Linked DNA regions of Homo sapiens: regions 1, 3 and 4 are each linked to region 2. The links are chromatin contacts, found by Hi-C or POLR2A ChIA-PET in ENCODE. All regions are on one chromosome and are shown on one strand. The core of a region is the stretch at or near the end of the contact, and the rest is flanking DNA. Distances in the headings are between cores, read along the strand shown.

Region 1 (3,931 bases), core at 269-2,768, 570 kb after region 2:
ATCGTATTAGTTGTCTATACTGTGGAACAAGTTATCCTAAACTTAGCTTAAGACAGTAAATGTTATCTCACAGCAATTTGAGTGTAGCTTAGCTGGGTGCCCCAGGCTCAGGGTCTCACAAGGTTACAGCTGAGATCTTCTCTGAGGCTGCTGTGCTCTCAAGGTTTGACTTGGGAAGGACCCACTGCCACACTTACTCATGTGGCTGTAGACAGACCTCAGAAGATTTGCTTCCCAGCTCATTCAGTAGACCTCTGCACAGGCCACCTCTTGACATGGCGTCTGGCTTCCCCAGACCAAGGTGGAAGGAACAGTCTTTTTAAACCTCATCTAGGAAGTGATATCCCATACTTCAGTTGTCTATTTATTAGAAGCAAGTCAATCAGTCCAGCCACACTTAAAATGAGGGTATTATACAAGGGTGTGAATACCAGGAGGCAGTGATCGTTGGAGGCCCTCTTAGAGGGTGCCAAGTAAGATGGGGTCAGCAGGAGTTGCTGATTGATTGGCTTTTGAGAGAAAAACCAGTCAAGGATGACTTCAATATTTTTGGCCTGAACTACTAGAGGTACAGTTACTGAGATAGGGAAGAGTGGAGTAGGGGGAGCAGGTTTAGAAGAGGTAGTCTACGTTAAGTATGAGAAGCTTGATAGACGACCACGTGAGAAGGTGAGTAGACAGTTGAAAACTAGCCTGTTGGTTAGGCTAGAGATTGATGCTGGAGATAGGATTTTGGTTTGATTTTATCTAGTGTAGTATTCAACTTAACTTTATAAATTAAGGGTTAGGAGAATATGACCTTCAGTTAAATGCCTAGCTCTGTTATCCTGGAAACCAGATAAAATTGTTTTAACAGTATTGCAATATAAAATCGACCTCTGATTGGGAAATTGCCTCTGGATTGAGAGGAATTAGAAATGCCTGGTGAGTGCTGCTGCTCTTAGAACTGGCATGACCCTGTGGGAAAGGGAATCCTGAAGCTATGCCTTTGGAGTTACTAGAGACGTTGGCTCTGGTGGAGCGTAAAGCTTTGAAGTTAGGGCAGCTCCTGCACCTGTCTCATGATGCTCTCATCTCCCTTGAGCCTGAGCTGTGTCATCTAGGGAGTTAAAGAAAATAGCTTCTGGGCCGGGCGTGGTGGCTCACACACAGCACCTTGGGAGGCCAAAGCAGGCAGATCATGAGGTCAGGTGATCGAGACCATCTTGGCTAACACAGTGAAACCCCGTCTCCACTTAAACTACAAAAAAAAATTAGCCGGGCCTAGTGGCGGTCGCCTGTAGTCCCAGCTACTTGGGAGGCTGAGGCAGGAGACTGGCATGAACCTGGGAAGCGGAGCTTGCAGTGAGCCGAGATCACACCACTGCACTCCAGCCTGGGCAACAGAGAGACTCTGTCTCAAAAAAAAAAAAAAAAAAGAAAAGAAAAAGAAAATAGCTTCTGGACGGCTGGGTGAGCTGTCACTTGCATGAACAACTGCACAGACTCCCAGGGAGAGGAACATCTGATGCTGCCCAGCTGGCAAGCTGTGATTCCTGTCCTCTGTCCTGAGTTCTCAGATGCCAAGTGTGGCCTATGATAGTCTTATGAGTCTGTTCAGTAGCTGCATAATCTCACCTAGGGAAAGATTTCCCTTAGAGACATTAGCGTTTTGGATAGAATTTTAGTCAGCTTCTCTGTTTCATTTAATGTTCTCTAATCTTATGGGAAACATTAGAAATCTTGTGGAAAAATGAGCTCATTTTATCTCTCTGGTCTAAAGGCCTTCACTTCTTTGAATCTACCAGCCACCAGTAAAGGCTGCTAAGTCCACCAGTACAAAAACAAAAGATGGTGGTGCAAACTTCTTGGATGGGCAGTTGAGCTACACGTGCCTTGAAAATAAGAAACGGATTGCCTAGAACCTAACACAGTCTGCTTACAAACTTGATTCATTCAACAAATATATATTGAGCACCCCCCTATATGTCAGGCCTTGATGGGTTTATATATTCACAGTGGTGAGTGAAATATGTATGGTCTTTGTTCTCTTGTAGTTTATAGGCACTTAATGAATACTAGTACTAATACTGTGTTCTAATTTAGTGTCTTTTTTTACAGTACCTTCATTTTCCTATATGTTTTATTCTCTTATGGGATCAGCAACAAGATATTAATTTCTTCTTCAGGAATTTATATTTAATTTGATTGAGTAGAATACCCTGAAAGTATTTAAGTAGATAACAAATAACATTTTATTTTATTTTGAGGCAGTGTCTCGCTCTATCACCCAGGCTGGAGTTCAGTGGTGCGATCTTGGCTTACTGCAGCCTCGACCTCCTGGGCTCAAGCCATCCTCCTGCCTCAGCACCCGGAGTAGCTGGGGCTACAGGCACGGGCCACCATGCCCGGCTACTGTTTGTATGTATGTATGTATGTATGTATTTAGTAGAGACAGTGTTTTGCCATGTTGCCCAGGCTGGTCTCAAACTCCTGGGCTCAAGCTATCCACCTGCCTTGGCCTCCCAAAGTGTTGACATTACAGGTGTGAACTACCGTGCCCAGCTCAAGTACTATTCTATACTACTTTTTCTTTCTTTTTTTTTCTCTTGTTCTTGTCTTTATTTTGTTCAATGCCAATTTTATTGCCTTCAGTTTTATTCTGAAGTTATCTAATTGCCACCGTCTACACAGTAACACACAGAAGTCTTCATTTTCATTGTTATGGTAGTTAGCATTTATATAGAATTAGTGTAGAAAAGTAGAAAGTTTGGGCTATTTCATGCACGGCTGTATAAAATTATTGTTTTCACTTGTATCAGAAGAAATAAAGATGTGCTTTTTGTGGTTTGAAGTATTGGAACCTTGAAGTCCTTTGAACCAAGTTAAAAAAAAAAACAAAGCAAGACATGGCTTGGTTAGATTTTTCTCTATTGCACGTATACCGTTTTCCCACTTGGTGGCACTTTCTGTTCATTTCTTAGTAACATGTCTTTCTCTCTCAGCATAGTTACACCAGTCTCTCCTCGTACATTGATTTTTCTTATTAAAATTAATTTACTGAAGTAATACATAAATACATCATTTAAAAAATAATAGTGTATGGTAAAGGGTTTCTTTTTTTTTTTAACAGAAAATAATTTTGTCCCTGAAAATTTTTCTGTGCCCAGGGAAAAATTAATAAATGGTTTTGCCCTTGAAAGGCCAATTTGTTTAAGATGCTTAACATCGTGGTGGTCAGCTGTTTTTCATTTGGCGTGATGTGTTCTAGAAGCCTTTGTAGAGAAACAGGGTGGCAGGTGAGGGCCATTACATGGAGGCGATAGAGAAGAATCAAGGATGATTCATAGGTTTGGGGCCTGAGTGGTTGGTACCATAATGCTGGGACCATTCACTGAGATGAGAAGACTTGTAGAAGGGCGGGTTGGTAGGGGTGGAGAATTAGAATCAGAAGCCTCTTTTTGGACATAGTAAGTGTGTGATACCTGTTGTGAAATCTACATGATTAGATATATATCAAGTAAACAGCTGAATATACAAATCGAGCTTAGGACAATGGTCAAACCTGCCAAACCAGCAAAGAACAAGGTAAGTAGCTAGCAAGGTAGGAGGAAAGGGAAGAAAGAGGAGTATTTCAGCCAGGGAAGCCTCGTTGTATTGATTGTTGCCAAGAGGTTGAGGAAGATGATGACAGAAAAATGTCCGTGTGATTTGGCAATATGAAATTCATTGAATCTACATAGAATCTGTTCTTGAAAGAAATGAGGAGAGATCAGAAAAGTTTGAACATTCTAGCAAAGGAGAGTGATCCACATAGCCCCTAGTAGACATGCACTGTCAATATTGGACATAGTTCCATTAATCCTTTTTTTTTTTTTTGAGACAGGGTCTTGCTCTTGTCACCCAGGCTGGAGTGCAGTGGCATGATCTCAGCTCACTGCATCCTCCACCT
Region 2 (3,691 bases), core at 483-2,982:
ATGAAAGGTTGGTGTACCTGTCCTGAACAAAATGGGAAGAGTTTTGATGGGAAGGAAGAGAGACAGACTGCAGTAAAGCCCTGGACACAGCATCCTGAGGATCCCTGTAAAAGTGAGTATAGAGTGGGCCAGGCGTGGTGGCTCACGCCTGTAATCCCAGCACCTGGGGAGGCCGAGGCGGGCAGATCACGAGGTCAGGAGTTGGAGACCAGCCTGACCAACATGGTGAAACCCCGTCTCTACTAAAAATACAAAAATTAACCAGGCGTGGTGGTGCATACCTGTAATCCCAGGTACTCAGGAGGCTGAGGCAGGGGAACTGCTTGAACCCGGGAGGCGGAGGTTGCAGTGAGCCGAGATCACGCCACGGCACTCCAACCTGGGTGACAGAGCGAGACTCTGTCTCAAAAAAAAAAAAAAAAAGAAAAGAAAAGAAAAGAAAAACTGAGTATAGGGTGGAGGTGGAGTGGATGTTTATGTTTAAAAAGGGGGAGAAATGGACTCACTTCACAATTTTGCTTCCATTTATACCTAAACCCTGGGGCTCAGGGTTTCAGTTTCCAGTAGGCCTATGTTGGAAATTCACCTGCAAGGTACAAGTTTCCCTGACAGACCACCAAATAAACAATGGTCTTTTAAAAACAAATCAACTTTGGTACCATCTACTCAGCTGGCATTTACCTTCCTTACCTGCTACCAACCTCATTCTTAGAATTAAAGAAAAAAGGCGAATTCTAAAGCCCCTTCTACTCACTTTCCTCCACTAAGGCCATAGCTTACATCTGCTGCTCTTTTTTCCATACTCCTTTTTTCTCAACTCCTTTCTTTCATATTTGCCAGAAATTTAAGGTCGTTTGGGTTCCTCTCATTTAAAAAGTTCAACTGAAGTGTGTTGCTACACCTTAATCAAAAGTTTATGGCTGAGTTATTTAGCGTTTCTTTACCCACTTCCTCTGCTCAATCCTTCATCTCCTCATAACCATTGAAATGAATGCTATGAATATCTCAATGCTTAGCATGGTGCCAGGCATTTAGGTGTTGAAAAAAATGTTAAGCGAATATTAGTTATTAGGTAAGAGCATTGTCTGTAAAACTCTGAAAAGTCTTAAAAGTGATTCCTAAAATTTCACAAGCTCATAAATTCTTTAGTCTGCAATTATGATTCCTGAAATATTCTTCGATTCATGAAAGACTGGACTAGGAAATTCTAAAAATCGACATAAAGCATAAAAAGCCACTCTGAGGTTTATGAAATTTACAATGTTTTGTCTTCTTTTAATTCATTCGTACTTTTCTCTCAGGATACAAAGGGCAAAACTGTTTGTGTAGTAACTCAGAATTGAGTAGTTACACATCCATTAGGTTTCAGAATCGTTAAAATTTTATCTGGTTTAGGAAACTGCTTACCTTGGAAGGGCAAATTGCCATTTCTCTCCATCTGGGGATCAGGGAAGCAAGGGAAGCCCCCCTAAACATCACTTCCACGCTCCTATATTATGCTAAGGAACTTCTGGTTGATTCATTAGGCATTTCAGCAGTGTTTTTGGCCGGTACTAGGAACTGTGGAGAGGTATAGAAAGGGAGCAAGTGCACAGTCCCGGCCCCCAAAGAGGTTACGATGCAAATAGAAGCAGGCTCAGAACTCGGAACAAAAGCAGTGACTGCATAATAATGCACTGCTGGGGGTGGGGGATGGGGATCTGCACGCCCGGTTTGTGACTTCAGGAAAGCAGTTTCCAGGAGGTGAGAGTTTAAGCCAAACCTGAAAGAGGTTGATTTGTAATGATTTGCAGGGGGGCACTGGAGGCAGCCGCCAGGACTTTTCACTTAGGAGATCAGCATTTGCCCTGATGGAAACTGGGCGATCCTGCAGGGACTGACCTCTGAGTTATCCAAAGGCCGACCTGGGGAAAGACTGATTTTGAGGTTTTAATAGGTAAGTTTGGGGACATCATTGATGAAGGTGGGCAGGGAAGGAGGCTTTTTTCTTTTCTTTTTTTTAATGTTACAGTAAAAAGCTTAGATTCGATGAGACGGGTTAAAAAACAAATAGGAAAATTTAAGGAGAAGAATGACTATGATTGCTATGTAAAAATAAAATTGCAATAGAGAGGTTCTGGAGCTCAGGAAATGAGCTAGAGCATGCTATAATTTAGGCCTAGATAGTGAAGATCATGAATAAAATGGTAGCTGAGGAAATTTCAAAGTTGAATAAGTAGTAATAAGTATGAAGAAAAAGCTAAACTACAAACATCTGCTCTTTAATTACTAACACTAGTAATGAGAATTTGTCTCCAGCCTCTTCCCTTCCCACTCCGCACCTCTTCCTAGCTTACATCATTGTATTAAGGCATTTTATTGAAGACACTATTCAGCACTCTCCACCTATGCCTTACACAGCTTGCCTTTGCTTTTCTTCCCATTTCACTTTTTCTCTTCATTTATTCACATCATTTTAGTCCTTAAAAGACCCCGCCCAATTACTAGATCAGAGGGAGGCAACTAAGACTCTTCCTATCTCCCAAACGACCTTCCAGAATGGTTTTATGGCATTATAATAGGAAAGCAAGAGTTTTGATTTTTCTATTATTAATATTTTGCTTTCAAGGAATTACAGGAAAAACCATATTGCATGCCAGAAATACTTAAATTTTAAATATTTCATCTTAAGAGATGCCCTCATGTAATGCTTTTAATGCATTTGAGAAATTCAGGTGGTGGGCAAAAGTACAACATAGAGGTTAGATGTTTTGAGTGGGAGAAGTGCACTGGGGTCATTATTGAATCAGAATTATTATGCACTTAAATATATAGAAAAAAGAACAAAATGAGTATTAAACTATGCAAATTCATCCCTTTAATCTTTATTTGCATGACTACATTTTATGCAGTTGTAACCTTAATGTACATATTTGGTATTTTTTTCAAACATGAATTGATTAGACATTGTTGCTATTTTGTATCTATTTTGTTAACATAAGAACTTCCTGTGTTATATCAGATTTTTTTTTTTTTTTTTTTTTTCTGAGACGGAGTTTCGCTCTTGTTGCTGCCCAGGCTTGAGTGCAATTGTGGATCTAGGCTCACCACAACCTCCGCCTCCTGGGTTCAAGCGATTGTCCTGTCTCAGCCTACCGAGTAGCTGGGATTACAGGTGCCCGCCACCAGGCCCGGATAATTTTTGTATTTTTAGTAGAGACAGGGTTTCACTATGTTGGCCAGGCTGCTCTCGAACTCCTGACCTCAGGTGATCCACCCGCCTTGGCCTCCCAAAGTGCTGTGATTACAGGCGTGAGCCACTGCGCCCGGCCTCTATGTCAGACCTTAATTAGCCATTTCCTGTTAGTTAGAATCCTGTGCCGCTCCTTCTTGCCTTTTACGGTGTTTGGATAATATGCTGTGAATACCTTTGTGCACTCATTTCTTTATTCAGGTCATACCACTGAAACATACTCCCCAGAATAAAACTGATGATGAAAAGATAGGAACAATTTTATACCTTGTCTTACATATTGCAAGATTTTGCACTGCATTGATGTATTGTTAACTTTGCATGTTTGTCTTCTTTTTAAGCTCTCCTTGGAGAGTTTTTAAATTTTCAGTACACTCCACAGGGTGGCCAAAGTAGAACTGCTTTGTCATTGAGTATAGGTTCAGTTAAAAACAACAATCTGGCTCAGAGTTGAACACA
Region 3 (3,862 bases), core at 1,235-3,734, 660 kb before region 2:
ACCACAGGTGCGCACCACCACGCCCAGCTAATTTTTTTGTATTTTTAGTGGAGACAGGGTTTCACCATGTTGGCCAAGATGGTCTCGATCTCCTGACCTCAGGTGATCTGCCCGCCTCGGCCTCCCAAAGTGCTGGGATTACAGGTGTGAGCCACTGTGCCCAGCTGAGGAATTGGTTTGTTAAAAAATAATTTTCAAAAGAGGGTTAAATCATGGCTCTCATACAGATATCAAAATGAACACGTTCGAGATTTTATTTCACTCATAATTCAGTAGGGAACCAGGCAGACGTTATAATGAGTTCAAAAAAGCATCTGAATAATAGAGGCATTTATAGAAGAAGAACATTGAAATAAATGCTTAAATGGAGGCAAAACTAGGGGTGGGAGTCAATGGCACTCTGTAAGACAGAATTTGGCTGTCTATAGACGAGAATTATTTCATGATCAGTTACCTATAGTCAACAACGTTGTAAAATACCTTCCAAAAAATCAGAATCACATCATCCGGAGGGAGTCTTCTCTAGAGTCAAGAATGCAGTTTTTCACTGAAGCATAATTCTTTTCTTTTCGACTAGGTCTCACTCTGTCAGCCAGGCTGGAGTGCAGTGGCACGATCTTGGCTCACTGCAGCCTCAGCCTCCTGGGGTCAAACAATCCTCCCATCTCTAGCTCCCAAGTAGCTTGGGCTACAGGTATGTGCCACCACGCCCTGCTCATTTCTTAATTTTTTGTGGAGACCATCTCTGTATGTTGCTCAGGAGTCTCCAACTCCTGGCCTGAAGCAACTCTCCTGCCTCAGCCTCTCAAAGTGCTGGGATTACAGGCATGAGCCATCGCATCCAGCTGTTTAGCTATTTTCTATAACTCAAAGCAGGTGCTAGTGAAGCACTTTTGTCTATTTGGAAGGTAAGCGCAGATTCTGGCACCTGACTCTCTGGGTTCAACAGCAAAGACTCGTCCTGTCTGGTTGTGGGACTTTGGGGAAGTTACTTAACCTTTCTGTGCCTCAGTATCCTCATAGGTAAAATGGGACTGATATGATAAAAGTATCATATCATACAGGGTTGTTGTAAGAGTTACAGAAGTTACTAATAATGCACTTAAACTACACCTGGGGCAAAGTAAGTGCTATTTAAATGTTAACTACAATTACCTTTTAAGCTACAGGGAATCCTCCTCACAGAGCTTGCTGTGGAGTCACATGGCCTTCACCAGGCTAGAAGGCATTGTGTAGCTACAGCACCCACCTGGGCTCTTTGTCCATTAGGCAATGAGCCCCACACAGGCACTGAAATCCAGGGAGACTCTTCAGCCACATGGCGACTGTGGTTTATAAGGTGACTTGGAGTATGCTTCTGTTTTGTAGTCTATCATCAAATATGAAAGCACAAAAAATCGTAAATGCTTGCAGAAAACTCAGATGCTAGGGCACTGATTCTCCGACTCCAGCTTAACAAACACTGGTTTAAATGCTGACCCTGAGGCCTCCAAGCTGTGTGACCTCAGCAAAGAGGGTCCCTGGGGCTCTCTCCTTCCCTGGGGTACATTCGGCTCCCATCTATGTGGTTTCTCTGGAGCAGGAAGGAGAGTCAAGTACATGAGAGCTGTTGGGTCAGATAGCGAAGAAAGAAAGATGTTCTAAATGACAAGCCAAGGGACAATGATGACAACACCGCTCATAGCCGCTGCAGATGGGGCCCTACAGGAGGGCATTCACGGGCTGGTCAGGGCAAAAGACACAGAGTAGAGAGGCCGAGAGTAAAACGCTTGACCTCTGGCACAGAGGGGAGGGACATTTTTGCAGACTCTGAGTGATTATTTTCTGCCCTTATTCTGTTTTCAGCTTTTTGCACTTAAAGAATGCAGTTATGAAAACAGTTTTGAGGCTAGGCGTGATAGCTCACGCCTGTAATCCTGGCACTTTGGGAGGCCGAGGTGGGTGGATCGCTTGAGCCCAGGAATTCGAGACCAGCCTGGGCAAGAGTAAGACCCCATCTCTACAAAAAATACAAAAATTAGCTGTGTCTGGTGGTCCGCGCCTGTCCACCCAGCTACTCAAGAGGCTGGGGTGAGAGGATCGCCTAAGCCTGGGAAGTAGAGGCTGCAGTGAGCTGTGATTGCACCACTGCACTCCAGCCTGGGTGACAGAGCGAGACCATCTCTCTTTAAAAAAAAAAAAAAAAAAAAAGGTTTTATGTCCCTCTTTAGTCTTTCCCATGTTTTTATTTAACTTTGATTCATTCTTTAATCCGACGGAGCCTCAAAAAGAAAGATGCTATTGACAGAAATATTGATCATTCTCATTACGCTGTGCCCGCCTCCGCCTACGTGAGAGCTGTCAGGTCACATGACACGATCCCAGCTTCAGGTGTCCCAGCTGCCTCCTGCCTCTGTCACCGAAAAGCTACTGGCCTCTTCTTGGAAGCTGACCTCCTTCCTGTCGGCCACAAGGTGGCGCCCGACGTCTTAATGTGAGCAAGGGCCGCACAGACCCCTTATGCAAAGTATGAGGTTTTTGCCTCCATTCTTAGAAGTCGAAATGCCCACTTATTTGTTCTTCTTTCTACTGATGGCAACCTAGCACTTCCCTTTGCATGTTCCTTGTTTCATTTTTACTGAGGTGGGAGTTGAGGGGGCAGAATTAGCTTTGATTTTCTTAAGCTTCTATGTGGTGGGAAATAAGAAACGAGGCAACTTAAAAAAAAAAAAAAGGCAATGAGAGCCCAAGAAAAGGAGAAAAACTTCTGGGTAAGGAATAAACAAAATAGGTGCTCATGAGGTACCCATGTCTTTTTTCGTTTGTTAAATTTTGCATGGTTAGAGAAATGAAGATGGATTTGAACACTTCTTACTGAAAATTCTGCTGAGTTCAACTCCTCTGCCAGTATCTGCTATGCATTTCCATGTCATGATACTATCATTGTCTAAGACAAAGGGTAGTAGCCATTTCATTATAGAAAATGAACCCTGTACCTCAGTCAAAGAACTGGAAGACAACATTTTATATTATTAGGGATCTGCAATAACTCAGCACAGAGTAAGTGTAAGGTATTAAGTAAATAAGGATAATATTTGAAAAAAAAACTTATACAAGTTCTGAAGTTTTTTATTATTTCTGTGAGTTGGAAGACTATTAAATTTATTTTCAAAGGACATTTAAATTATTTTGATCATTATCACTGTGTATAAAAAAGGCATGAGGCCAACTTCATGTCTCCCAAGCTTTTCATTTATTAACAAGTATTTGCATTCTGTGAATATCTACAAATTGTTCATTTTAAAAAAGGTAAACAAAAGTAGGTATTGCTCACCTATTTACTTACTCTTTACAGTCTGCAATGGTTTTTGCTGTTTTTTTTTTTGTTTGTTTGTTTTGTTTTGTTTTTTGAGACAGAGTCTTGCTCTGTCGCCCAGGCTGGAGCACAGTGGTGTGATCTCGGTTCACTGCAAGCTCCGCCTCCCAGGTTCAAGTGATTCTCGTGCCTCAGCCTCCCGAGTAGCTGGGACTACAGGCGCACACCACTGCCTCCGGCTCATTTTTGTATTTTTAGTAGAGACAGGGTTTCAGCATGTTCGCCAGGGTGGTCTCAAACTCCTGACCTCAGGTGATCCACCCACCTCGGCCTCCCAAAGTGCTGGGATTATAAGCGTGAGCCACCGTGTCTGGCCCAGTCTGCAATGTTTTTTAAATAACTCTTCCATCTTGGGAAAGAGAAAGGTTGCTGGGATTACATGCCTGTACATGTTATATCTAGCACAATGTAATATCTAGCACAATGCAAGGATTACTGGGTTTTTAATGAACGGATTACATGTCTGTAATCCCAGCACTTTGGGAGACCGAGGAGGGAGGACAGTTT
Region 4 (3,776 bases), core at 294-2,793, 850 kb before region 2:
GTATAAATATCAGTGTTTCTCTTTAACTTAAAAAGAACTCTGAAAATGATGCTACATCTTGCTATATTATAAAGTTCCAAGTTTGACTTGGACAAATCTAAAAAGCCTCATTAACAGTGCTTTTAAACAAAGCGCACTTGTTCTAACGGAAAGCTTGTTATGTATATTTGCATTCTTGGTTGGTAAACAAGTGTTAAATACGCGTAGAGCATAATTGTTGCTAATTTACGGGTCCTGGTAATTTTAGAGGCATGGGAAAAGCCTGATTGACACGTACGATCGTTGGATATAACTGTAGATGCATTTAACTTTGCCAAACAAAATAAGAGAAAGATGTCAGCATGCAGCATTTTTAAGGGGGAAAGGATTCATCCCTAAATCCAAAAAGATAATTCCCCGAAGTTCTTAGCACATAATGTGATTTGAAACTTCAAAGCAGCTTCTACTTCCGGGTGTTAACATGGGAAAAAAAATTTATCTCACTTCACAGGACTTTTATGTGGGTTTTTTTTTCTTGTTTATGTTGTCTACATCCGGTCCCTACTCTCTTCTTTCAATCCTCTCATTATCTCCCTCTAGGGGTTTAAGTTTGTTTTAACTTTATGCTTTTATCCTTATTAGTGGAAAAAAGTGGGTCAGTATTACTTTAGTTTGTCTTCACTGCCACTCTGCTGTTCATTCCTGAACTAGCTTTTAGCCTCTGGGAAAGGAGAAAGTAAAAACAGTTGCAGAAACTGGGCCAACCTCTCGCGGCCCGCCTCCCCCAAGAAAACAAAACCTAACCCGTGCAACAGTAGTCCTTTCTGTTTTCATAGCACCTTGTATTTCTCCGCTCATAACGTTCAGATTTTTATGATAGTTATTGATCATCTTTCATCCCAGCTAGACTCTCCGTCCTTAGAGGACTCAGCATATTGCCGGGCACATGATAATATATACAAAACACTGTACTGTAGTTTAAATGAATAGATGCCGTGTGTGTGAGAGACTGCGGCACTAGTACCCACGTACCCACACACAACAAAGGAGAAAAGTTGCAGCCATCAACATCTTTCAGTGTGGGTCCTTTGACATGGACTCTCTAGAAAGTCAGTGGAGAACTGTGGCATGGACACCTTGTACAGTAATTACTTGTATAACTGAAGCACGAGTTTTGGTTTGGTAGCGGGAAGTTGAGGGGCAGGGGGATGTTGGAGGGGCTGAATTATTCACATAATTTCTCCCCCAGTCGCTGCGGACAGGCACTCATTCCGGTGGGGTCCCCTGGCCCCCTCCGCCGCTCCCCCGACGCCCGCATTTCGGAGCGGGCAGTTTCCCGGGGACACCCGCCCCGCCCTGCAGGCCCCGCCCCCGGCCGCCGGCCCCGCCCCCGCCTCCGCCGCCGCCGGCAGGGGTCGCGCTGCCCCCGGCGAGCCGCTCAGGCGGGGGTGGGGTAAGCTCCCGCGGCCGGTCGCTTTTCTCCGCCGCCGCTGGTTGGATCGTTTCAATAAAAGTGTTTTTTCTCTTGCACTCGCTCTCCTCCGGGGAACAGGCGGAGGCGTCAATCCGCAGCCGCCGAGTGTGAAAGCGACGCACACGCAAGGAGCGAACGCGGCCGCCCGCAGTCTCCTGAGCTCCCCGCGGGCCGCCGCAGAGCCGCGGAGAAGGAGCCAGCGCCCGGCCAGACAGTCTCAGCCCGCCGTCGGCGCCCGCCGCGCTCGCGCCCGGCTGCTCCGAGGGGATTAGTGGGCCGTCCGCGCGGCTCGTCGGCGCGGGAGCCATGTTGACCGAGGGACTTGGCAACGCGTGAGACACCCGCGGCCCCTCCCGAGGCTCCGGACCCGCGGCGAGAGCCGGAAGGCGGCTGTGGCGGCGGAGGCCTGCGCTCGGAAGCGCCTCACGTCTGCCGGCCGCTGAGACCCGGACTTGCATCCGGTCGCCGCGGGCGTCCGCGGAGCAGCTTCCCCCCGCGCCTCTCTTCGCCTCGCCTCGGGACCCGCGGTCCCCGCTCTTGCTGGTGAGTTGGCGGCTGGCGTCCGCGCCGCGCTTTCCCCTGGTGTCGGGTCGGCCGCGGGGCCGGGAGGCTGCGTGGGACAGAGGCGGGGGCGGGGGCTACTGGGGGCGCGGGTGGCTCAGGCCCGGTCGGGAAGTTGAGCGAGGAGGCGCGGCGCGGGGGGCTAGCGTGCGCCTGTCACCTCTCCGGTCCAGCGAGGACCTTGGGTCGCCCGGGGATTTCCGGGGCTCGGGTGGGGTGTGAGTGTCTGCGAGCTGCTTCCCAGGAGGCGCCGACAGATATAGACGCCGCCGCCTCCGGTGCTCGCTGCCGCTTTGGTCTGCGGGGGAGGCCGGTCTCCTCGCGAGGCGGAGGAGGGGAAAGAGGCAGAAAGTCCCCCGAGACACAAAGGTCCCCTCGGCGGGGGTGGAGCTGGAGGCGCAGGCGACGCTGCCCGGGAGGGGAAGGAAGGGGCGCGGGTCCGCGGGAGGTGGGCGAGGAGGCGGCGGTCGCGGCGCCTGCAGCTCCTTGGAGACGCTGGCGCTGTGCGCGGGTGGGGAGCGCGGAGGAGGAGGAGGAGCCCGCGCGTGGGAGCGGGTAGAGACAAAGATCAGGGCAGCCTCCTGCTGGCGGGTCACACCCCGGAGTGTTGGTCAAGAGCGGAGGTAGAGGGAAGGTGGGAAACCCAGCAAACCGATGGGGAGGGGAAAATGGGGGGAGGAGGGTGCCTAGTGCTGTCTCCGTCGCAGTTGCTTTTCTCAGCATTTTTGTGCCCGATGCTATGCCCGATGCTTTTGCTCCCCAACTCAGCTGGATAGCTCCAGATTCCCTCCCTCCTGTCACCCCCACACTGCCACATTGACTCTCCTGTGGTTTTTCCCTCGTTCTCCCCCTACTTTTCACCCACTCCTTTTCGGGTAAGCAGTATTTTGCTTTCAGCTTGGGGAACATTTGTTAATGACAGGATGTCTGAGCTTGTTCTGACCCTGAACTGCCTTGAACTTCTCTCTCTTCCTCCCACCCTTTCCTTTTCTGGGATCTATAATGTCACATGGCCGTTAACAATTAGCTTTTCTTTTGCAAAAGTGGCAAAAAGCGTTTAGCTGAAATCTGTGGCTCTCGCCTCCTTTACATGAATATGTCCACCAAAGACACCTCGTTGGTCATGTTCTATCACCTCTTCGTCAAATTGACATCAGGTCCTAACAGGTCACTTTCAAGATACAGAAGAGGCAAATTTTGTTTTGAGACTTGGCCATTCCTAGGGTCAGCAAAGTGTATTCCTGGCAGCCAGACCTTCAGTCACTTATCAGGAAATGCTTGACCTAAAGACAGACAATTCTTTCCCCAAACTTTGCTGTTTCTTTTTTGAGTCTTTGTTGAAAGATTTCTTTTAAAAGGCGTTCGTGTGAGAAGATCACAGCAACAAATCTGGCTTGTTCTGTTTTAGACTTACTTTCTTAACTCTTGGGCAGAAGAAAATGAATGAGATTTGAAGACCTTTGATACCTTGGGTAGACAAAGCTTGCCTTGAAACTAGAAATAAGACGAAACTAGATTTTAAGGGGAAAAAATTTGCTAGTGGTAATATAATTGGTTTTGTTTCATTTTTTTATGAGTCTGAGGAGTTGACATTAAACGTTGGGATGTTGCTTTGTTAATGAAGTCATTTCAATTTTTGCAACTCTTAACATCTGCATGCTTCCATAAACAGTGGGTTGGAACAAAAGAAAATGTGACTAAGGGATATTCCTTAAATTCTTTTTTATGTTATGAGAGAGAATATTGGAATATAAAGAATGTT

What was found. A loop is a pair of places that touch in the nucleus more often than their neighbours do. ChIA-PET counts read pairs that join two places held with the same protein, here RNA polymerase II (POLR2A). Pooled maps may share reads with other maps.
Region 1: a map of naive thymus-derived CD4-positive, alpha-beta T cell shows a loop between it and region 2 (3-fold over the local background). The contact joins the enhancer-like site here to the promoter of USP44 in region 2. A Hi-C loop is called at or near these places in 1 of 168 maps with a recorded cell type or tissue (naive thymus-derived CD4-positive, alpha-beta T cell) and 6 of 50 pooled maps. POLR2A ChIA-PET finds 5 or more read pairs at or near these places in 2 of 52 experiments (OCI-LY7 and activated CD4-positive, alpha-beta T cell).
Region 3: a loop to region 2 is called in a pooled map, with 2.1 times the contacts of the local background. The contact joins the enhancer-like site here to the promoter of USP44 in region 2. A Hi-C loop is called at or near these places in 2 of 50 pooled maps. POLR2A ChIA-PET finds 5 or more read pairs at or near these places in 2 of 52 experiments (Caco-2 and activated T-cell).
Region 4: a pooled map shows a loop between it and region 2 (10-fold over the local background). The contact joins the promoter of CDK17 here to the promoter of USP44 in region 2. A Hi-C loop is called at or near these places in 5 of 50 pooled maps. POLR2A ChIA-PET finds 5 or more read pairs at or near these places in 2 of 52 experiments (Panc1 and naive thymus-derived CD4-positive, alpha-beta T cell).

The regions. Positions count from the first base shown.
Region 1 is chr12:94,979,763-94,983,693 of GRCh38, reverse strand. The region is part of intron 3 of NDUFA12 (NADH:ubiquinone oxidoreductase subunit A12); the gene reads left to right. Among named protein-coding and RNA genes, the nearest start is that of NDUFA12, 22 kb to the left of the region's middle. Within about 2 kb of position 1,518, at least 3 of the 41 ENCODE cell types and tissues checked have a DNase peak (open chromatin) inside an H3K27ac peak, as active enhancers do.
Region 2 is chr12:95,549,517-95,553,207 of GRCh38, reverse strand. USP44 (ubiquitin specific peptidase 44) reads left to right here and starts at 1,732. Exons shown (of 6, transcript NM_032147.5): 1 at 1,732-1,936.
Region 3 is chr12:96,213,958-96,217,819 of GRCh38, reverse strand. The region is part of intron 1 of ELK3 (ETS transcription factor ELK3); the gene reads right to left. Among named protein-coding and RNA genes, the nearest start is that of ELK3, 22 kb to the right of the region's middle. Within about 2 kb of position 2,484, at least 8 of the 41 ENCODE cell types and tissues checked have a DNase peak (open chromatin) inside an H3K27ac peak, as active enhancers do.
Region 4 is chr12:96,398,206-96,401,981 of GRCh38, reverse strand. CDK17 (cyclin dependent kinase 17) reads left to right here and starts at 1,543. Exons shown (of 17, transcript NM_002595.5): 1 at 1,543-1,996. RefSeq lists an enhancer at 560-779 and silencers at 1,200-1,529, 1,620-1,799, 1,980-2,139.